Regions from separate parts of the Homo sapiens genome. Here regions 1 and 2 are each linked to region 3. Evidence: chromatin loops called from intact Hi-C (ENCODE). Cell type or tissue: ascending aorta. All regions are shown on one strand.

What was found. Hi-C counts contacts between places; a loop is a spot of excess contacts. Peaks named below come from ENCODE experiments on the same cell type or tissue, not always from the same donor. Only the 100,000 strongest peaks of a DNase experiment are listed, where the experiment ranks them.
Region 1: it touches region 3 in a loop (2.4-fold over the local background); 4 of 110 quality-filtered maps call a loop at or near these places.
Region 2: it touches region 3 in a loop (2.8-fold over the local background); 32 of 110 quality-filtered maps call a loop at or near these places.

Annotation. Positions count from the first base shown.
Region 1 is chr15:36,591,063-36,599,062 of GRCh38, reverse strand. The region is part of intron 1 of CDIN1 (CDAN1 interacting nuclease 1); the gene reads right to left. Among named protein-coding and RNA genes, the nearest start is that of CDIN1, 15 kb to the right of the region's middle. In ascending aorta, no CTCF peak of the experiment used is centred here; no DNase peak of the experiment used is centred here; H3K27ac peaks cover 748 bases.
Region 2 is chr15:35,908,191-35,916,190 of GRCh38, reverse strand. No RefSeq gene overlaps it. Among named protein-coding and RNA genes, the nearest start is that of MIR4510, 15 kb to the left of the region's middle. In ascending aorta, a CTCF peak has its summit at 3,784 (motif pointing right); no DNase peak of the experiment used is centred here.
Region 3 is chr15:35,514,902-35,522,901 of GRCh38, reverse strand. All of the region lies in intron 3 of DPH6 (diphthamine biosynthesis 6), which reads left to right. Among named protein-coding and RNA genes, the nearest start is that of DPH6, 27 kb to the left of the region's middle. In ascending aorta, a CTCF peak has its summit at 3,176; no DNase peak of the experiment used is centred here; H3K27ac peaks cover 2,371 bases.

The DNA.
Region 1 (8,000 bases), 1.1 Mb before region 3:
AATAAGCACAGGCCCACATCAGAAAGTTAGCAAGAATTCACTGAATGCATAAAAGAACACTACAATGCTAGGCAATACAGCGTACAGCTGGAAGATCAAATTACAGCAAAGCACACAGCTCCCATCCAAAGGATCTCACAATTAATTCAAATAGAAAGCAAAAGAAAGAAATGTATACATTCCAAATGAACAGGTAAAAGTAACTACCATGGCCAAAGCAAAACAAACAAAAAAACAAACAAACAAACAAAAAAACTCACTAAAGCTAATATTCAAGAGACCAAAAAAAAAGATGGGGGATGGACAGATGAGGAAAGGAAGGGCAGAAAAGGAGAGGGTGGAAAAGGGAGGGACGGACAGAAGGAAGGAGAGAGGAAAATAGAAAGGGAGGAAGGGAGGGAAATAGATTAGACGTGGCACTTGAGATTCTTCACACTTCAGATTCTTTTTCATCACTTTTCTCCTAAAATGTTTTATCTGGGGGCAGGTCTCCAGGACAAGGAAAATGAAATGAAAAGGATGGTAAAAAGATCAGCAATGGGAGAGGAGCTGAGAGCCTCAAAAGGCAAGGTCAATAGGGCTTTTCAAAAAAAAACATGAATGCATGTTGGCCTGATCATGTCTGGGAGAACGATTAAAAACTTTATTGTATCAACTGCCTTAGGAAAGAATACTAAGCAAAAAACCTTTTGTTTCCAATGGACTATTTTGTTTAAAATGTAGTAAAAGTGAAATGAAGACAATAACTAATAACTAATAATAACTAAGTCAGGTCAGGTGTGGTGGCTCACACCTGTAATCCAGGCACTTTGGGAGGCGGAGGTGGGTGGATGGTTTGAGTACAGGAGTTCAAGAGCAGACTGGGCAACATAGCAAAACCCCGTCTCTACTAAAAATACAAAAAATTAGCCAGTTGTGGTGGCACACGCCTGTAGTCCCAACTACTTGGGAGCGTGAGGTGTAAGGATCACCTGAGCCCAGGAGGTCGAGGCTGCAGTGAGCTGACATTGCACCACTGCATTCCAGCCTGGGCAACAGAGTGAGACCCGGTCTCAAAAGAATAATCATAATAAGTTTTACGTCCATTTATGAGTGATAAAATAAATGAGAATTGTTCCCAAATATCTACAAAATAATAATCTTCTCACAAAAAACACTCTCAGGTTCCCAAAGAAGCTCCATATGTTTCAAGGTGTAGATACTACAATCCAGAAGCAAGGCATCAGCTTCTCAAAAACTTGACCTTACCATCAGATGACAGGAGAACTGACAGTCAATGAGATACTTCATGTGGAGCAAAGAAACCACAAAGCCATATAATATTGTATTGCAAGTCAGGCAGCAGAGTGACTTTAGATGAATAACAGGTTATTGTAAAAATACTGAAGGTTCTATCATACTGCACCGTCAGAAAGGAAAGATAAAGACGATGAAGTCAAATACAGTTCAATATAAAAAATAGTAAAGTTCCAATCTCCCAAAAGAAAAGAACGAAAAATAGGAAAATAATCTTGCTCAGTTTAATGCATGGTGATAATGGTACCTGGAAAATCCTAAGTACAGAATAATTTAACCCTTACAGCTTTATGTCTGAGCAAAAAACCACTTTAGCCATAATGCAGGGTTTATATGAAAGTGAGTGCCAGCATTAACAGATAGCTTTAAGAGTTGGGATGGTGGTAGAGAGGTTGTGTATCAAAAAATTCAGTAAGAGGTCACTGAGAGCATTGAGAAAAGAAAGAGTTTGAGCATTGCAAATTCTTGCTGGGACCCCTATCATCACCATCACTCTGGCATTTTATTTCCAAACAAGCAATGTATTTTACCTTTCTGAGATTATTTTCTGGTTACAAGCCAACCATTATGAACCTTTCAGTGAATCACCGAATAGGGCACTTAAAGGGATAAACAATTATAAAAATAACTCTGTCATAGGCACATACATTTTATTTTATTTAGTGATGTAATAAGCTTAGGGGCATATATCAGGTCCAAAATGGTCTTGGTCATTAATTTAAGCAATAAATCATAGGTCTTGCCAACAATGACGGCAAACAGATGCTAACAAGGAAAGGTATTATTTAATATTGCCACGTGTTATAAAAATGTAAGTGTGTTTAAGACATGTCTTAAATTTTTATAATAATATGCATTTAATACATTACTGTTTTGACACATGCAGGAATCAGATTTATAGGTCCCATTCTGTAGCTTCTTCTTCTGTGAACATGAGAGCATATTCTGGGTTTTTTTTGTTGTTGTTGTTTTTTGTTTTTTGTTTTTTTTAAAGAGGGGTTTATAGTGCATGTTTGCAACTACATCTAATTGGTTGTCTTGCTGTTTTGTAGTAAATAATGTCAGCATTGAAACTCATTTAAAAGAATGAATCTACACACTTTGCCTGAATTTGAAAATAGAACATTTAAAAATTATAATTTTTAAAGAAACATTACAGCATAAGAAATACATAAGAGCACTTTATATCAAGTTGGCAACTAATTTTTTTTACATTCATTTTGAACTGTTCTGCATACCAGGCAAAAATTACTACCTTAATTAATAAGTTTACAAGTAAAGTTCAATATTCAAAAATTTGGAAGTAACTAAGAAAAACTCCACTTTATATCTTCATGCAAAAATCCTAAGAATCAACAGTAGTATACCAAAACACAAAGTAATTTAAAATGGAGTCTTTCTATCCATAAATTTGGCAAATTATGCCAAACCATAATATTCCCCCTCTAATATTTCCTTTCAGAGCAGTAGGTTTATATTCCTTTGCCAGCAGGTCGAATCCTCCTAGGGAGAGGGCTTGTGAGAAAAGGGAATTAGGGGCTAAAAATTTAATCCAAAACTTCTTTAAAAAAAAAAAATGAGCTTTTTTTTTTCACATCAACAAGATACTGACTCTACTAAATATATTTTTTGTTAGCAATTATTTTGTTTGAGTTTCCTTTTCAATCAACTCTCCTAGCTGCCAGCATGGTCTTCCCTCTTTTTTGTGTAGGCAAGGAGTTCATTCTTTAGAATACTTGAGGAAGCAGTGCTCGGAGTATGGAAACTAAATTTTCTTCATTAAATCTACTGAAGCAGATATTAAAAATGCATTTAATATACTGGCAATGGTCGGTGGGCACCGCTGACTGTGACAGGCCAGTTACTGATGATATGCCGTCAGATGGCCTTCTCAGCAGGCGCCTGGGTCTCAGGCTGCTGAAGGACAGCAATATCTTCCCTTGTGTGTAAGCTCTATTCATCTCCCAAGTATTTACTAAATCACAGGCCTCTGCACACATAGCCCACGTTTTCAGCGTATGCTAACAAATGATGGATGGCCTCGTCAATTCGTTATGTCCTGAAAGCATGGTTTCCTGCCATTCCAATCATCAAACCTCAGTGCTTCAGAGCTGATCAGTCCCAGGGAATATATTTTGCAGGCTCGATTAAAAGAGTAGAAGTTCTTTCCATTAGACTCTCTGGCACTCTCCTCAACTATTTGTTGTTTCAACCAATTATTAGGGCAGACTATTCAATAGGTGTTCAGGTACTATAACATGAGCAGGTTTTTTCCTGATGTTCACTAAGGTGTAATTTCTTTTATGACAAATCAGTGGAGGTATTTGAAAATAAAATATTTGATAGAGAAATTCATGTTTTAAAACAATTTTCCTTCTAGGTACAGTGGGCAAAACCTTAAAAATACATTATATCATCATATTATTTTATATTATATTATATTATATTATATTATATTATATTATATTATATTATAATGTAAGTGTATTAGCCAATGCACTTCAAAGGAACTTCCAAGGCAATAGCCATTCTGTAAATCATCTAAGCCTTTCAAGACAATAATTCCCACACATTCTCTTAATTATAATCTAGATAAAGGCACAAACTGCTTAAAAATTCTCCTGACAGTTCCAAAGTTAGATGACAAAAGTTCAACTTGTCAAAGAAAAAAATCTTCTTAAAAGAACATTTATTTTCAGTTCCAAGGTTACATATGTCAGTTGTCTTTTCCATAAGCCATAAGAACATTTTTTTCTCTATAGCTTATCTATGGAACAGAAAATAAATAAAAGCACAGTCATACCTTTTACTCAGAAACAGTAAACTTCATAAAAACAGATGAACTTACCACAACTAAACAGAAAGCTGAGCTTTGAGGAAATGGGGTGGTATTAAAGAGCCAAACAACTTGCTATAAATAAGCTTCTTGAAATGCTAAAAAAAAAAAATTTTAAGTGCCGGACTCCCATTTAGCCAATAGCCACATAGGCACCAATACACCTCCAGTCAGTGTAAGCTCCACCACACTGTCCTGCCATTCACCTCAACCTTAACCTCAAGATTAAGCTCATTTTTATTGCGCACAAAGGTCATCTGTATTAGGTCAAAATTCAAAGTCCCTTGTCAGAAAAGGTTGATATATTCCAACCTTTCCTTCTCCATGCATCAAATTTTTCATGGTAAAGTCATATTCAGCAGACAGTATATTCAGCAATTTATTGTGCCATTGTAATACAGTGCAGAATACAATCGTCCAAAAAGCTATCACATGAATAAAATATTTTTCATGACTATGAACCAAATCTAGACTCCTTACACACCTCTAACAGAGGAAATACAACTAACCAAGTCTTGTTTCCATGCTTCAGAAGAGTTATATGGCAAATAATTGTCCCTAAAATATAATCTATAGCATAATTATGCTTTTGCTTCCATAGTCTTTGGGAATAGGCAACTTTTTTTCAAAGTGTCACTCAAATTTTTGAATGGTATTTTTTTTAATGCAAAAACATCTCACCTGTTTTAATACTTTTATTCAAATCTGGCCTAAGCAGTTTAACTGAAGTAGGTCTAAACCTGAAACCCTCTCTTTGATCTAGAACCTAGAGGAAGATAGGCTCTATGATACAATGAAAACTAAAGGAGAAAAATTACTGTCTTGCCCAATTCATTACTATTACAATTATGTGATTAGCAGAACTGCAAAAATAAGATAAATTAAAAGAAAACTTTGAAGGCACCATTCTAGAATACATCGTAATTAGTAAAACCAAAGTCTTAAGGAATAATCAATCCATTCTTTTTAAGAGTTTATGCAACTTCTTTGTGTTTACCACAAGGTCTTTTCACAATCAGTATGTTAGTATGATGAATGGTTTCAGATCATTTTAAAAACTCTCATTCAGCCAGGCGCGGTGGCTCAAGCCTGTAATCCCAGCACTTTGGGAGGCCGAGGCAGGCAGATCACAAGGTCAGGAGATCGAGACCATCCTGGCTAACACAGTGAAACCCTGTCTCTACCAAAAATACAAAAAAATTAGCCGGTCGTGGTGGCGGGCGCCTGTAGTCACAGCTACTCAGGAGGCTGAGGCAGGAGAATGCTGTGAACCCAGGAGGTGGAGTCTGCAGTGAGCCGAGATCACGCCACTGCACTCCAGCCTCAGTGAGAGCGAGACTCCATTTCAAAAAATAACAATAATAATAACAACAAAATAAAAACTTTCATTCTTCAAATTTGATTAATACCTATATTGAACACTAAATCAATGTTCACACTGACGTGATGATCTAGGGTATCCTATAAAATCTCCTTGCCCTGGAAGACTTACACCTGAACTTACATATTTACTGGAGTCAAGCTACTACCTGATAGAGAAACCCTGACTCTAAACCTGGTACTCACTCAAGTATCTTTCATAAATGCATAACCCCCTTCTTACTAAGTTGAGACAAAACAGTAAAACAGCTTCCAGATATGAGTGGTTGCATTTGAGAAAAGTAGACAAGAAAATACTTGGAAAGGGGTGGTTTTAGGCAAAATATTTTCAGTTCTAATATGCTGAGTCTAACTATCATAACCATAAATACCACTGCAACAAGCAACCATGATTAAGTAATGGTTCCAATAATATAACCGCAGTAGCAACCAGTGTAGTATCAGGAACCGTGCTAATCATTTTATATGTATTATCTTATTTCAAGTTCATAACAATTCCATTTTATAAATAAGGACTCTAAGGCACCAAAAACTGAAGAAACTTACCAATTAGGTATCTTCCCTCTGTTTTTATACTGGAATAACTACCAAATGAAAATGTAACATCTGAGCTTGAGTTTTTCTAGAAATAATTTCTGACATGATAAACCCTCGGGTGTACCACTAGAGCATTTCTAAATTCCAACAGAAAGGAAAGAATCACTGTAATGTCCCTAAACTTAGCTAATTAATCAATTTTAAAAAGGATTCACTTTTCTAAATGAGACATGTATATATGGCTTTAAAAAAAAAAATCAAGCAGCATTCTTTAGGCAAGTTCAATCAAATGTCCATTATGAATGTACCATAATACTTACAATATACTAGGTACTCCTCCTAAGGCCCAAGACTATAATTCCAGCTCCCATGCTAACTATAGTAAGGGAAACATAAGGAGAAAGCCCAACAACCCAACAATGACAAAAATCTTATAAGAATGAACGAGTTACACATGGTAGTAGTGTGAGTCTCTTTCAGAAAAAAGGCTACAAAAATCAGAACAAAGGGGGTGTAAAAACATCTATGAAAGACATCCCTTGGAGCCATAAGGTACAAAAGTCTCAGACTGGCGATAGAATGCAGTGGTGTGTGAGGCTTAACAACTGCCTTTGGTAGTGAGGGGTGGTAGGGCTGGAGAAGGGGCAAGCCCAGGTTGTACCATTTGCCAATTTCTGTGGTGTAAATACTCCTACTGTGGATGAATTTTAAGCTACCAATGTGAGGTCGCGGTTTGTAGAGTCTGGAAAAGATGCTCACCATCAGCTCTCACAAGCTGGAAAGAGCACCAGCATCCACTGGCTGTAGGCCAAATTCAGCCCACAGACTTGTTCTGTTTGGCCAGGAAAATGTTGGCCCACACAGTGCTTTAAAAATTCAAACAAATTGACAACATTTAAAACTCAGGATATTTTATTTTTTCTTAAAAAAAAAAATCAGATCTAGAGCTGCTTTCTAAAGAGTAGAAGGCCTGGCAGCACCAGGCCCACATTCCTGCATGGCACTGGATGGCTGGCATAAAGTGGCCACTGCCTTGTTGGTACACACAACTGTACTTTCACCTAGCTGCAAAACCAACCAGGTCAGCTTCATTCATTCACTTGTTGTTGATACTTGCCTGGCCCCTAGAGGGATGGGAGTCTGTTCTCTAATTTAAAAGCATGAATGGAGAGTTTTGCATCCAGATATGGAACTTTGGTCAAATCACTGGGTAGGACTCCTCCCTCTGCATCTGCAACATTAACAGATTTGACCAAATTATCTCTAACTGCAATCTCGATCCAACACCGGCTTGCTTTATAAGTCACTGAATCTGAATAATAAGAGAGGTATGCAGGTCCCTCCCAAGCAATGTTTTATGATCTATCTGCATGTAGAGAGTTCCAAGTGCACCCACCAACATGCAAATAAAAAACTGAACATGTTATAAACTTGAGGTTAAATGTATTTTTATCTTTATATATTTTAGTTGTCCTCAGAAAATGAGAATCTAGATAATTTTAACTTCATCCATTAGGAAACAGCTATTTGTTACATACAGGCTGTTACATACAGGCTGGAAGAGTCTATGGGCTTTTTAACGTTATACAAGGAACAGTCTGCCTCATATTCCCAGTCCATTTACCATCTTAGCTAAATGGGGCTCGAAGTGTAAGTTAATTTCAAATTTTATTAGCTTTCCCTACCAATATTATCAGCAAAAACAAATAGCAGTGTAATATACCTTAAGCAAAGGATGATATCAGCTTGAGAGAGCTGTAGACAGAAACAAATTTTTTTTAAAAAGTGCCAGTCTAACTTCATGTGTAATGTAGAAGACACATTCAAATGACTCTTCACCTCCCAGATCTCAACCACAAGAGAAGCCACTTACAAGAGCCCTATAGAACCACGTCATCAGCTACAGAATCACAGGAAGATAAGGTGTGCCACAGGCATGAATGTCCAACCA
Region 2 (8,000 bases), 390 kb before region 3:
AGATACGGCTGCAAGTGTGTACTTATCTGTCTAGCATTAGAATCCTGGGCGGATTTCTTTTACTGGCTCTGTCTCTGGTTTAGGAGAGCTGCCACCTAGGATGCCATCTACTTCCAAATCAAAAATTATCCTTCCTCTTGGTTTTTCTTGCCACAGCAGTATCATTTTTTCTTTCAAATACCGTTTGAATTGTTACTTTTTGCCTCCAAATAATAGTTGGTATTTTATTGACATTTTTTTGCCTTCATTGTTTCCAGAATGAACGTGAATCAGAATTACAGTAACATTTTAGTACATATCTTAGTAAATATTTTCACATATTCTGTCTGTTTGCTTTCTCTCCCAATATCTTTATCTATGAAGATTTTTTCTTTTTATCTCTTGTGGTCCAACCCTTTTGCCATGTCAAGTTGGTTCCCACAGTTAGAGAAATGATTTGGAGGGAAATTTTTAACTAAACAAAAGACTTAACATCAGTCAGAAAATAAGTAATAATACCGGATGTCTTTAACTCCCAATATGTCTAACTATCTATGAGGATATTTTCCTCTTATCTCCTATTGTGTAGACCTTTGGCCATGTCAGGTTGGTCTCCATAGTTAGAGGAAACTAACAACAGTGATGTGAATACCTTCTCTATCAAAGGACACTATTTGGTGAAATAAATCCCAGTGAGATAATTCGGACATTTCCCGCAAAATTACAAATTAAAAATTAAGTAGACCATTACAAGCCAGTAGAGGTAGGTTAGTCAAACTCATTCAAAACCTAGAACTTAGGCACAGCCAGTAGGTAAGAGGGTGATAACTAAGCGACTGCATAAAAGCTGCTGCTACAGTCAGCAGGACATCTTAAACAACAACTGTATCCTAAAACACACCAAAACAGATAGGTAGGTAGGGAGGTAGATAGCTAGCCAGATAGATAGACAGACAGACATATGATATCAGTCACTGAGAAGTCAATGTGTAGAAGAGAAAAAAAATATTCTTTAGGCCATGTCATATTCCTAACAATTTCAAATACCTTAATCGGTTTATCATTTTCCATAGCAGATAAAATAATTTAGATAATATATAAAAAGAGAGAAACAATCTTCATGGATATATTTTGCTTTCCTTTAAAAGGGCCTGTAATTCACCATAACAGTATTCCCCTATAAGCTTCTGTGAAGCAGGTTCCCTGTGCACTGGGTACTAACTTGTCTGAGTCCAGCAGGACAGATCACACATATATACAACAAACAGCACAAAGTGAGTTTATTACTTACAGATAGACATCAAGAGACAACAGAAGCTTAGGATTCAGGGTGAGTCGGTCACCCAAGACTCAGGAAAACACTATCCAGAACAGATTTCTTGTCTGCAGGTGCCCCACTTGCACAGCAGCTGAAGGACCACAGAATGCAGCCCACTCTGGGTTTTATACCCTGGGTCCATGTGATTCACTGGGCTAAAGTATTGTAAAGGACATTCTGTTTCTTAGAGGAGAGGGGACTAGAACAGAGTCCAGGCTATCTGGCCGGTCTCTTCCTATCTCATGACATTGCATTCTCACAACATTCTAGAGTTATTCTGAGAACTATAAGCAAAAAAGAGGAAAAATTGGATCAGTCCAAGGCTGCCCACAGAACTGCTCTTTAGCAACATGTTCCAAGCTGTCAGAAAAAAAAAATACCACATTATATTTATTTGGAGACCTTCTTAAGAATCTTCCAAGGTAATTCTGTTAACGGGTTGTACATCAACCTTGGAACTTGATCCCCTACTTAGGTGGCTCTGCTCTGGTAGCATCCACCATTTGGAGAGGCAGTGCAGTGTAAAGCAGGAGTTAAATGCTGTCATTCTGGAGCCAAATTGATTGGCTTCAATATTTTTGCCCGAGGATTCATTAACTGTGACTGGGTATGTTGCTTACCCCACCATGTCTCAGCTTTCGCATCTGCAAAATAATAGTTTCTCCTCTCTAAGGAGGGACTCCACATTACAGAGTGTTAAAACCACTTACAAAACTTGGTACAGATTAAATAAAAAAAAAAATGGACAGAATTACTTTCCTTCCCTTTTCTATTTTTCAAAGCCAAAGTCCTGCAATATCTAGGGTACCTGACTAATGTTGCTGCATCAAAATTCAAGCAATGCTGGAAAAAACATCAGCCTTCCCTTCACATTGGCTACCACTATGGTTGAAAGCAGTGCCACAGTTGCGAGATTTCACATGTGGGCTAAAGAATCCAGCCACGTCTTTGAGTTACCCAATTATCTTAATGGGAACAATGAGTTGTGTTAAAACTGAAAGCCCTTCCCTGACCACTAGTTGAAATTGGGTCCTCTAGTCACATACTCTCAAATCATCCTGTACTTCTCCTTCATCATACATACCACGATTTTATTTAAATAATTATGTAGTGTCCACCACCCCTCTGTTCCTGCCATTACCCAGCCCTCATGCCCCAGCATGTAAACTCAATGAGGATTGATCCAGTCTTCCAGTGTTTAACATAACACTTTGGGCGAAGCAGGTACTCAATAAATATTTACTGAATGAATAAATGGTAGATGGCAATTATATACGTGTATAGATTTAGATATTTTCTACTTTTAAGTGTAAGCTATGAGTCAGGAATGAGACCAACATCCATTTCTATATTGTCAGTTTCAAAGTCAGCTATATGCGTCACCATGTAAGTGTTCACTCAGTTCATCTGAATTTAACAAACACTTCTTGAGTACTACCATGTGCTACAGTACTCAGAATATAGAGATGCTTTCAACAAGTTCACCCTCCCCACATACCCTTTTCCCATCCAAACACACCAGTGGGGAAACTTTATATTATGATTTCATGAAACAAGCATTTGTTGAGTGATTACTGTGTACTCTGTTAAACATCTCTAGCCTGTGTTTCTTCCTTGGGTCTTCTTTTAATGGTACACACAGGAACACTTGCTCTCTTTGTTATGTATTGTGTGACTTTGCCTGTGAATAATCATTGCAGAGGAATAAATGGGTTCTTCTGGGTGAGCCACCTGTATTTGCAGCAATGCTATGTATTTGTTGTACATAGACCGGGAAGTGTTGCAGTTAAACATTTAACTTAGTTTTTCTTTTTTTTAAATTTTTTTTCATTATACTTTAAGTTCTAGGGTACATGTGCACAATGTGCAGGTTTGTTACATATGTATACATGTGCCATGTTGGTGTGCTGCACCCATTTTTACCCTCCTAAGTTCCTTGCAAATCTGATGGCTTGCCACAGCAGCATGCTTTCCAGTCAGGGAGTCTATCATTTCCATCTTAAGACTCTGCTGTCTCAACATTTAACTTGCAAGGTTGCTATGGCAGGGGACACAAACCATGGAAATCTCACTGTTCTTCTCTTTGGCCCAGACTGACATTACACTTATTGTCCATTGATCAGAGAGAGTCACACGACCCTACCTAACTGCAATGGATCCAGGAAGGAGCAGAGAACCAGACATGTCTAAGTGCTAAAAGTCTTTACCACACTGTTATATTATCCTTTTGTCAGGAGCAACTTGAATCAGTGGAGAGAACTGTGAGATAATCACAGACCACTAAAGCTGGACTTGATTAGAGAACATCTTCCATTCTCTGATTTTGCACCAGAAGGGACTGAGGCGAAAAGGTCACCCACAATTTCAGAACTAGTTAGAGGCAATACAGTAACTAGAAATTAGGTATCCAGAATCCCTAGCTGGTGAGAATAATGACGGCATGAACCATGCTTCTCATGGCACAGTCCCCTGTCTTTCCACATGGGCTCCTCATCAGTAGGAGGCAGCAGAATCAAATAAAAACAGAGCCTTTATGGAGTCACCCAGAGCCAAGCATTTCATATCAGTTGATTAAATGGAGTAGGAGCCTTCTATCTAATTTCAGTAGAAATTCCAGTTCCTTGAGCTTTCTATTTTCATGCAGTATATTATTTGCAATGAGAAATTCAGTAGGCAGGAACTGAATTTTGTTGAGCCCTGAGGCCTGGATTTTAAATTTTTATTAAGTATATATGTTGCCCTCCCACATCAAGCACAGATAGTTAAATTCTGGTTTGGAAAATTTGCTGGCATTTGTTGGGCACATATGAACTGCATTGTATCCTCTAGCACAGATAGCTTAGTTTGTATAGGTTATTCTCCCCTATTTATAATTTTTAGTGATGTTGAGAATAGATTTAGAATTTAGCAGTTTAATTTCCCACATTAGCTGAAAACACATTTGGTAGAAGAGAAGTTTTTAAAGAGAATATTCTTAAAATTGCCTTACTTGGGGTTCAGTTCATAGGATGCCAAAATACACTGAATTGTCTGTCTCTCTTCTTCCTTCACAGTCCCCTCTTTTCATGTATCTAGACCAAACATGCTTCTCTACTCAAGGGCCCTTTGTGCACTGACATGAGGGGTGACAAAAGAAGGTGGTAGTGGTAAACAACTTATTCGCAGGAGATGGAATCCCTCAGCCTTGACATCAGCTAAACCCCAAAGTGCCCTCTGATGCGTGTATACACTCAGATGATCTTACAGAGCCTTCTGGAGGCACAGCAGGCAGGAGCACAATTCAGTCCATTTCAAGTGCCACTGCACAACCACTTCTGGACTTTTCCCAGGAAACTTCCTTCCATCTTTAGAAGCTCCCTCAGCACAGCCTCTCCCACCCTGCCCAGCAGTCTGAATATTCTAATACCATTCCATTTTCTCAAAGTCACCCAATATTAAAAAAAAAGATGAAAAAAAATTAAGATTAGGTCTCAGCTTTCTCCTCCTTTTCAAATTCTGCTTCTTTAGCCCAGTACCCTCCAGCTGTGCATGGATATCAGTGACTTTTCAGATCCAATGCCAACTTCAGTCTGGAAATTGGCTGGCAAGCATTGCCAAGAGACCAGGCAATTGGCCAGTGCCCTCTGATAAATGTATACTTCCCCCTCCCTTCTCTGTAAACCAATTAGCTTCTTGTGCTGGCATGACTCTCCCCAGTCTGAGCCAATGCCCAAAATGGGAATTCTAGCATGCAACTCAATATGCTCCTCCTTAGCAAAAGGACAGCTAAAGAGAGACTTTAATCACAATGTTATACAAATTAATTGAGAATAGAACAGGTAAGATTTGTCAGAGTAACTAGATCACACTCAAGACAATACCCCTTTGCTTAGAGCCCACAGGTGCATGTGGCATTTGTCTGTGAGACACCATATATATCCTTGATAACCTTTATTTATTACCTTGCACTAAATTACTGGGACCTTGGTCAATTCATTGAACCTCCCTGGGCTCCACCCCTCTGAGCTGCAGAGTGGGGATCTCATATTCTTGTTGTTCTTTCTCACACTGTATAAAAGTGAGATGTGGTTATTAAAATGCTTTTAACAATTATAAAATAATATACAATAATTACAAAGTCATTTATTTTTTGCTGGGGTATTAAAAGGTATAACCATTTGAAAACTAATTTGTAGTATTACTGCATCAATTAGAATTACACCTGGCTGTCTGTGACAGAAAATCCAAAACAGGTGCTTCCATATAAAATATGTTCATATTTCTCCAATAAAGTGTCAAGAAATGAAGTTTGTTGCTGGTAAGGTAGCTCCAAGAAGGTACCCAAATTTCTTCTAGTCTGACATCCCCACATTGGCATCTCTATTCTCACAGTCCAAGATGGCCCCTAGACCTCCAGTCCTCATATCTATATTGCCGATACCAGTAAAGAAGAAAAGAACAAAGAGAAAGAAGGGACAATGGATATATGCAAGCTTGCATTTAAGAAAATATTCTGAAAACTGCCACGCATACACTTCCACTTAAATATCATTAGCCAGACTTTAGTTAAATAGTCACACTTAGAAGCAAGGGAGGATAAGAAATGTCTCTTCCAGATATCCATGTGTCCAATTTGAAAAATCAAGTGAGAATGGGTTTTAGGGTTGGCAACCAGCAGTTTCTGCTCCACCTAATAAAATTGAACATATATATACCCTATGACCCATCAAGGCCATATGTAATTATATGCTTTATAGAAACTGTCTCATATGGCTAGACAGAAAAACACACAGGGGTTTTCACTGTGGCAGTTTTTCAAAGAATAACATTGTCTGAAGGAAAGGAATGAGTAAATAAATTGGTTTATTCTTACTACAAATCATACATCAACATACATGAGTTAATTACTTTCATTTACATAAATCAACCTAGATATATCTCAAACAATTTTGAGTGGGAAATAGCAAGCTAAAAAACGTATATGAAGTATGACACTATTTATGCAAATTTTAAAAGTACATGGAACAATACTATTTATTCTTTATGAATACAATTATATAGAGAGAAAATGTTTAAAATATATCTGGATGATAGACCACATATACAACGGTGGTCCCATAAGATTAATATATGGTATTTTTTACTGTACCTTTTTATGTTTAGATATGTTTAGATACACAAATTCTTACCATTGTGTTACAATTGCTTACTGTATTCAGTACAGTAACCTGCTGTACAGGTTTATAGTCTAGGAACAATAGGCTACACCATATAGCCTAGGTGTGTCATAGGCTACACTATCTAGGTTTGTGTAAGTACACTCTATAATGTTGAAAATGCCTAATGACACATTTCTCAGAACATGTCTCCCTCACTAAGCGACACATGATTGTAATTATAGAATTCTAGGCAAAATACTTATTGGCTGTAGTTGCTATCTCTTATTGCATTACCTTTGGAGTCATAAGGTAGGTGCCAGCTAAATACGTAGAAAGTCAGTAGAGACCTATTCACCCCAAAGAATGGAATATGTGTACTGACTTCCAAAAATCGCCTAGTGGTTAACCAAAGGTTCTGCACATACCTCTATTTCAGGTGACAGGTTAGAGACTATTACCTATAAGCAAGGTACAGTTTATTTTATATCTTTTGTATTATCTTAAAAGTTTCTTATTCTACTGCTAGAGATTCTTTCCTTCGGCAATTCTGTGCCATGCCTTTCCATGCTTGAGAAAGGGAGGGGCATTCAGGGAAAAAATATAGTTAAAGTGAATTTTCACTAGGAGGACACACACTAAAGTTAGAACTAGTTCCTGTAGAAACTTCACCTACAACTAAAGAAAAGTCTACTGCTCATTTTTATTGGGTATTAGTGAAATACATACGTCATTTATTGACATAAAGGTCTATATGTAAAGAAACAAATTGATTTCTTTTAAAGTCTTAAAAATCAACTATCCTCTGACTAAACAGAAAAGTTTTGTTAAGCAGAAAACCTTTCCACTGATTATTAGCCTGCCTATAAATTTCAGCTTTCAAATGCCATAGGACTATATTCTTGGTCTTTGGAGAATTTCTCCCAACAGATTCCTATATGTACAAAAAGATTCATACAAATGTGGGGGTTCCATTACAGATTCCAAAAGAAGATCTCTTTCCCTTCTGCTTTTTTCTTGGTTTTATGTACAGCAAGGAAGAGATCGCAAAGGAAATTCCATTCCTACTCTAAAAATTGAAATGGCAGCTTATATTTTAGGTGGTCTTAGCATTAGTTATTTTCCAAGGAGAAAGAAACCAGTGTTATTTTTCTAAATGAAAAGAAGCTAGTGAAAAAAATTATAAATATTGCTTGGTTTCCAATTCTTAAGGGAGTGGTGTCCAGAGAGAAACAAAATGCCTTGTTTTGATGTCATTTGAATGTCCAAAGTTGATACCTTTCACAAATGGAGTAGATACCTCTGTGGCTTGCCTGGAGAACTTTCAGAATAGCCTCCAAACTAAAACTATTTTATTCACCAGCTTGCCTCCATACCTGAAATCCCTACTAGTTACATTCTTTTTCTGTGCCTCTGCATTCCTTATAAGAATTCTACTACTTCCTTAGGCCAGGTGCAGTGGCACACACCTGTAATCCCAGCACTTTGGGAGGCCGAGGCAGGCGGATCACCTGAAGTCAGGAGTTCGAGACCAGCCTGACCAACAGGGAGAAACCCTGTCTACTAAA
Region 3 (8,000 bases):
AGAGAAGGAAACAGATTAGGGAATGCTCTGTATGGTATAATAACATTTTTCTACAATGCATTTGTGTAAGTACATGCATAGAAAAATTATCTGTAGGATATATTTTAAGTCTGTGGGCAGAATTAAGAGTATAATTTTTGCACATTTAATTTTTCGGTGTTTTTCTCTAATGAGGATATATTGCTTTTGAAGCTTCCTTGTTGAAGATTTGGCATCTACTTAAAAATGCACTGAATGGTATTGGGGGAAAGGAAATCTTTCCTATTGATTATCAAATCAACAGGATGTCAGCCATTCCCCAGGTCCTTTTTGAAGGTTCATGAGGAGCCTGTTTTTCTTTCAGGGTTGGTTCTTGAAAGCTTGTATGTGAGAGATTTTATTATTTTATTTTATTTTACTTAATTTTTTTGCTGTGACAAATGTCTGTTGTTTTCTAAACAAGAAAGCCAGTGTCCCAGTTAGGTGCATTGAGTTATTTTCATTCACTTGCAGTCCTGTTGTATTAATACTGAATAAGCAGAGACAGCCTGACTGGTGGTGAAAGATGGTAATCCAGCCTCAGGGCTTTTTCTGGTCAATCCTAAACCTCTGATTGCCACGTTTTCCTAATTTCCCATTTCCAGGGCATCACTAGAATGACCTTGCTTGCTGAATATGATGCTCTGAATCTCCAAGATTTTCACATGCATTTGAAAGTGGGCAGCCAGGCGATTGTTTACAGGACTCCAAATGAACTGTGCACTCACAGCAAGTTTGATAAACACACATTTCCTCCTTTTATCAGTGAGATTGCAAAATGTGAAGTATGAGTTTCCAGTTTTACTGATTCCCCTCAACCCTTTTCCTGTTTAAAAACTTAGACATACTAATTGGATGCTGATCTGTCCCTGTTTTTCATTCTGCTTGCTGGTAGTTGACGGCTTAGTTTAGTACTTACCTAGGCAAGATTTGGCAAACCTTCAAAAATGAACTTTCCATGTATTCAACTTAAAGGAGATTCATCCCAAGGAATGTAATGTGAACACTAATTAACATTAATGACTGCTAATCACTTTGCTTTTTATACTCCTTTAGGAGCACTGCTATTATCCAATGTAGTTAAGTAAAATGCTTGTATATGAATCAACAATGTTGCATCCTTTTAGCAGCTATTGCTCACAATCAAGCTTTGCATAAATTAAAGTTGACTAAAATTGATTTTAATATGCTGCTCTTCTTCAATAGTAAACTAAAATATCTAGTTAAATATCCTGCATATTAAAAATACATTGCCTGATTTTTTTTGTAGTCATCCTGTGGTAGATGAAAAGCAATATTGCAAATACATTTTCTCACAGTTCATGACACTTTCTCTTAGATTTCTTCAAAATTGAACACAACTCTTCATAGTCCTATCAGCACTTTGATTCTGTTGTAAGCATTAATTTTGTTAGATCAATGAAAAGCAATCAGCCTATGTTTAATTTTTCTGAATTTGTTCATTTACTTCCTAGAGGATCTTACAGATTCTTTAGATGATATAGTCTATTTATATAAAGTTGGTTCATAGGATTGTACATTCAACATTCATTAAAAAAGGTTGTTTATTATGTTTAGTGAATTACAGGACCATTATAAAAGCTTTCTGTTTATTTACATGCATTCAATGTACCTGTGACTAGAACTGCCTTGCCTTAGGAGGAAACTAAGCAAAACCCATAAATTAATAATTTAAGGGAGCAATACTCAAGTAGCATTTCAGTTAAAAAGTAAAGCCTCAGAGTCAGTACTAGCCACTTTAGCATTGCTTTACTTTTTGACTTTTATTGGCTGAAAATAACTTGTTAAACTGGAGCTTTTGTAATAAAATGAAATCTACATACCATCTAAAGCCCCTTCCCCTCCTTTTGATTTATGAGTAGGTTGACATATTACTGGAGAATTTGTAACACTTTCACAGTTCTGCACTTTGATTTCAGAGAAGGTGCTAATCTCTCTGGAATTTTGAGAGTGACAAAATGAGTTGTATACTGTTTTTCCAGGGAATTTGGGTTCCTTTATTAGAGGCCTTAGTTTTATTATGGTACCTGTATTAATGTGGATTTATCCAATATGTGATATGGTGGTATGATTAGATATACATTAATGGAGGATTTTTTTTTCATTGTACATATTCTACTTGGTTTGATCATATTATAATTCTCACAGCTAATGTCCATGTTTCTACAGAGGTTCAGCAATTCAGGATATTATTTTCAAATTACCAAAATGAGATAATTTAACTCCCTTTTACTTTTGCATTATTTTTAGTGGAAAAAAATTAAATGGTAGTATTATAAGAAGCTTTATGCTGTGTATGCTAGTCTTATTGTATATATGTACTGAAAGTACCTTTGACACTGTACTTAATTGGATTTAATTTCAAAGAATTGTAACAGGAATTATGTGAGAGAATAGAAAATATATGGAACTTAATTAAGTGCTGTCCATATGTAAAGGTAAGATTCATGACTATTGTTTGATGTAACTTATTTATTTTACATCCTGATACTGTTGTATAATAGCACAAAATGCATGTCTATGAGGAAAAACTTGCTTTTTCTATTTTACTTTGAGTTTTTATGTGTAATAAAATTATGCTTAAAATAGGCGAGGATTTCAGTTTTGATTCTTCTTCTTTTGTTTTTTTTTTGTTTTTTTTTGTAGCATGTTTACTTTCACGTGAGAGTGATTGATCTGTAGCTGTCATTTTATCCAAGAAGGGACAAATGGAATTGGTCTTTTAGACAAAAGTATGCAAACAGACTGCATTCTTTCTGTTGATAGAATTATGGAAGAATTGCATGAGGTGCCACATTCAGTTGCCTATTGATTGTAAAGAGGATTCTGCAGTGGGGTGCTGTTTCCAATGGATAAGGAGGTGCTATGATTACTTACCTTTCTCATGAAAGCACTACAAAGGGAAATGCAAAATGTGTGCAGTGCAGTCTTCTCTATTTGACAGTTGTTTTTGTTAAGTTTTTTCCCCCATTGAAGTCCAGCCTGTTTTAGAAAAACATACATTTTAGTTCTTTCCCCTTTATATCAGGCTTAGTAGATTTCCATGCATTTGACCCTTTAGAGAAATTACATGTTATAGACAGTTTTCTTTTTCTCAGCCTCTATTGTAAAGCTTCAAAGCTGATGCAACAGTGCCCTCTATAGTCTTTTAGTGAACATTAGACAGATGTAGATGATTTCAAATGTTCAGGTAAGAAACAGGACATTTAAATTTAATTTTTGTTCAAACAAGAGACCCCTTTTTCCTAAGTAGACATTCTTGTTTTTCACTAGTGGCTTTACTTTAAACAAAGAGAACAAAAGACCATTCTGAGTTTTCATTTAGAATTATTGGCTGCTTCTTCTTTTTATCCCTTGGTAAATCTCAAGTTTTATCAGACGTTCATCAGAGTAATTTGAGAAAGATGGAATCTTACAGGCTGTACTGTCTGTTCATGAAATATCTTTTTGAAGTTGAACTCTGATAGGAGTATTTTTTAAAAATAATTTAGTTCCTTTGTACTTGTTTTTTCTATTTAATTAGAATCTGAGTGGGCTGCCTAAAATTTGACTTCTATTTATTCCTGAATTGTGAAACCCAGTCGTTATACATGACATTATTTAAATTCAAACCAAGGGAGTTACACAATGACTAAAGTGTTTGTCATTCATTAGCATTGATTTAAATTTTAGATTTCCTTTTTCTCTTTTTGGTTACCTTTTTGATTGTATATATTGATAGCTAAGTTTTTCATTGTAAAATGCAACTAGATGTGAAGTTATGGATAATAAAAGCAGGAATCATATTTAGATATGATTAGAAGAGAAAAATGTTATGGATTAAGTTTATTTTGCTTCTGAAAGTGTTTTAATAAAAAGATCACGGGCCCAAGTCCTGGTTTCTTCATGTATTCACTATGTAATATTGAACACGTCTTAACCCCTGCAGCTGCTTTCTCTTCTATAAAATGGGAGTAAAAACACCTTATCCTTTGATGTTTTTGTGAGGTATTAGAGATAATATATTTAAGTTGGCCAGGTCATTAGAGATGCTCAAATGGTAACTTTATTTCCAAAACCACAGTGGGAAAGTAAATGGCTTTTATCTGAGGAAGTTTTTAATATAGAATCTAGAACACATTTAATGCACTTTGGATTTTAAAAGTCCTATCTGGCAATTTCTGGATTTATGTGAATCTGAAAGTTGGGATAGCATTTCTTGGTAATGTGAACTAACATAATGAGATGTGCATTCAGTCTCAACTCCCTACACACCTCATTCCCAAACTTTTAAAATAAGCTGTCTTTGGAATCTTTATTTTAGTAGAAATTTACCCACAAACCAGTATTTAGCAATGTGTGAAAACTGATGATAAAACTCAAAAAAACAAAACAAAACAGGAGTTTAAAATTTTTCCCCTTTAGTGTATCTGAAAATACTTAGGATACTTTTTCAATTATCTGGGTTCTTAGTAATAATAGTCTAGAGCCCTTATTTGTGTTTTCTAGCTATACAGCTTTTGTTTTCTCCACCAGCTACGAAGAAGACTGGTGTGTAAAATAGATGAAAATGGAGCTTTTTTGGTTGAAATGGAGATGGGGACCTAGAGTCCCTCTCTTTCAAAGCAACAGAGTTTAAAAGCCACTTGGTCCTTACAGTTTATGTACGTGTGTGTACATACACTCCTTTTGTGTAAGGGCTTTGTCTTACTTTGGTTTGAATTCATAGTGCCTAATTCTGTACCTGGCACATAAAAGATGTTCAGTTAATGTGTGCTGAATACAGAATTCTTTGAACACCAGGCCTTCCCTTACTGATTTCAAACACCTCATGCATAAAAGTGCAACTTTATGAAGCCATCTAATAGTAAAGTAATTGTTTCTCTGTGAACCAATTAAAACAAACATACTTCTGGCATAATTCATCAATTTAATTTTTTTAAAGTAAAACATTGTTTTAATTACAAATAATTATAGGAAATGAATAAGAAGTATTCGGAATGTGTCTTCAGTATAATTAAAAGCTGTTATATACCACAATGATTGGTTTAGATTCAGACACTTCAAATGACCTGATGATAAAAAATAATCTTACACAATGAACTTTGGAATTGAATGTTCTCAATATTCAGTAAATTGTTGTTTTTCTTGTAAAGTTCTTATTTATGTTTTGTATTGCTTTTGAGTAATCTTGAATGTAATATTATAATAAACCACCTATTGTTTTTTGTATATCACTTGGGTTAAAACTGAGAACTGTGAAAGTATCTTTTTATCACTATAAAGAAGGAACCAATGTTTTAAGCTGATAAAATGAAAAGGTACAAATTCTCAATAACCAAATATGGTAGTTCCTCTTAAAATAATGACCAGTTACAGTAAGAAATATGTTTAAAATTACATTCTGGCTTACAAGACTGACAAGATGCTGTCTACCAAAGAAAAAAATTGAATAAGGTATTTTTTCTTTGCAATGAGAGTACCAAACTAAGAATCCACTTAATTAAAATAGTGATAAATGTAGATTACATTACCGAAGACAGTGAAATACAGCTGCTCTATCTACTGAGAGCCTGCATAATTTACCAAGACTGTACAAAGAAGCAAGGGAGCAGCCACTGCAGACTGTTCAGGAAGCATCCTGTTTATTCTACATACATTTCTTTTTTTAATTAAAATGTCAATGATAATTTTATTAGCAGTCCTCCAAAAAAAATTCTTCTTTAAATTTTTCCAAGGTGGTAGAATATGAGATGAGATCATTACTGCTGCTGAATGAAACAGATTAAACCTGAAAAAAATAGCAAGCTATTATATTTTATTAATTCTGTTTTCTTTATTATGAGTTGATATTGAAGTATGTGATGATGTATGTATATTTTTTCATGTGAGTCTTGCATGAAAGAAATGTGTGGCAAAATCCTTGAATAATATACATTAAAAAAAATCTTTTGGAACCACAAGCAAAATTTGGGAGGAGTCAGTAGTAGTACTGCTTACAAATAAAGGTGTAGGTATGTATGCTCTGGAATTCTTAAAGTGAGGCAGACACCTCCTAGGAGTATATTAGAATCAGCTCCATGCTATTTCCTCTTCATCTCCATCACTGAGTTGTGATTAGGGTTACTATGTGGCATGTGAGTGAGTGAGACCAAAAAAATGATTGCCTGGAGACCAAAAAAGTGGTTGAAAATCTGTTACACTGTATGTTTTTATCCTTTAATGATGATCAATGATATGTTCATAATTAAATAGAGTTTAGAAAACCAATATTGTGTTTACCAAGAAATGTTGGTGGGTTTTTTGCCTTTGAGGGATAAGTGGGGACTCTAGGGTTTGACTCCGCTTTGTTCTAGGTTCCACTGCATGGTATGATCTTAGTTTAGTTAACTTCTCTATACCTTGGCTTTCATATTTGTAAAGTAAGACTAGTAGTAGTACGTACAACATAGGGTCATTATGAGCATTTAATGGGATAATCCATGTAGAATAGATCATATAGGAAGCATCAATAAATATTAACTATTACATACTTACTTGTCACTAGAAAAACACTTTCTCTTTCATTGGGGCCATAGAGCATTGCTCATATTTAACTAACTTCATAAGATAATTGTTATCTGTCATGGTTTCTCTGTTGATCTGGTTCTTAGAGAATTTAGCTGTGCTCTTCTGTCTCTTTAGGGGTATTGTGTGGTGGAAATTCTACTACTCCTTGTTTTGTCTTTAATTGTGTTTCTTTTTAGTACTTAATGTATCAGCTGCTTTGGCAGTGATGAATATGATCTCAAAGTTTGTGCATTTCAGTATGTCTGCTTTGGGCTTTGCTTTCGCTTGATACGAGGTAAGAATTAATTAAATATTTTCCAGGGCTTAATTTTTCTAAAGGGTCTTTTGAGTGACCACCTATTAAAAACTTCTTAACTAGGAAAGTTTTGTGGGCACAAAACGGACGTATCACCAAGAATTTAAAAAGTTTGTATGAGAAAACAAGGTCTCACTTTGTTGTCCAGGCTGGAGTGCAGTGCTACAAGCATAATTCACTGCAGCCTCAAAATTCTGAGCTCAAACAATCTTCCGCCTTCAGCTTCTTGAGTAGCTGGAACTACAGGTGAGTGCCACCACAACCTGGCTAATTTTTTTTTTTTTTTTTTTTTTTTTCTGAGACGGAGTCTCGCTCTGACGCCCAGGCCAGAGTGTAGTGGCACGATCTTGGCTCACTGCAAGCTCTGCCTTCTGGGTTCACGCCATTCTCCCGCCTCAGCCTCCTGAGTAGCTGGGACTACAGGCGCCCGCCACCGTGCCCGGCTAATTTTTTATATTTTTAGTAGAGACGGGGTTTCACCATGTTAGCCATGATGGTCTTGATCTCCTGACCTTGTGATCCACCCACCTCGGCCTCCCAAAGTGCTGGGATTACAGGTGTGAGCCACCGCACCCGGCCTTAATTTTTGTAAAGATGGGCATCTTGTTGTGTTACCCAGGCTGGTCACGAACCTCTGGCCTCAAGGAGTCCTCCCACCCCAGCCACCCAAAGTTCTGGGATATAGGTATGACCCGCCATACCCAGCCCCTATGAACTTTTTCAGATGATTTTGTTCTATATGCTTTTTCCTTTGAGCGTCAGTAAAATGATGAATGAAAGAGAGGAAAAGAAGTCACATGCTATAATATATAACTATTATTTATAATGTTTACACATGCTGTGTAAGTTGTAGAATGTTAAGATACATTAGCTTTTTTTTTTTTTTAACCTTAGTGTGTTTCAGGCATTTTTCTAAGTGCTAAAGATGTAGCTGATTAAGGCAACAGATGTAGGTGATTAAAGCACAGTGTCTGTCTTAAAGACTTAACACTGAGTTTTAGGGCAGGAAGTTACTGCTATGTATTAGTCATAATTATTTTTGATGAATTCTTTGCTTTTCTAAAAATATTCCACATTCCCTATATTTTTCTTACTTGTTCATGACTTGGCATCTGCC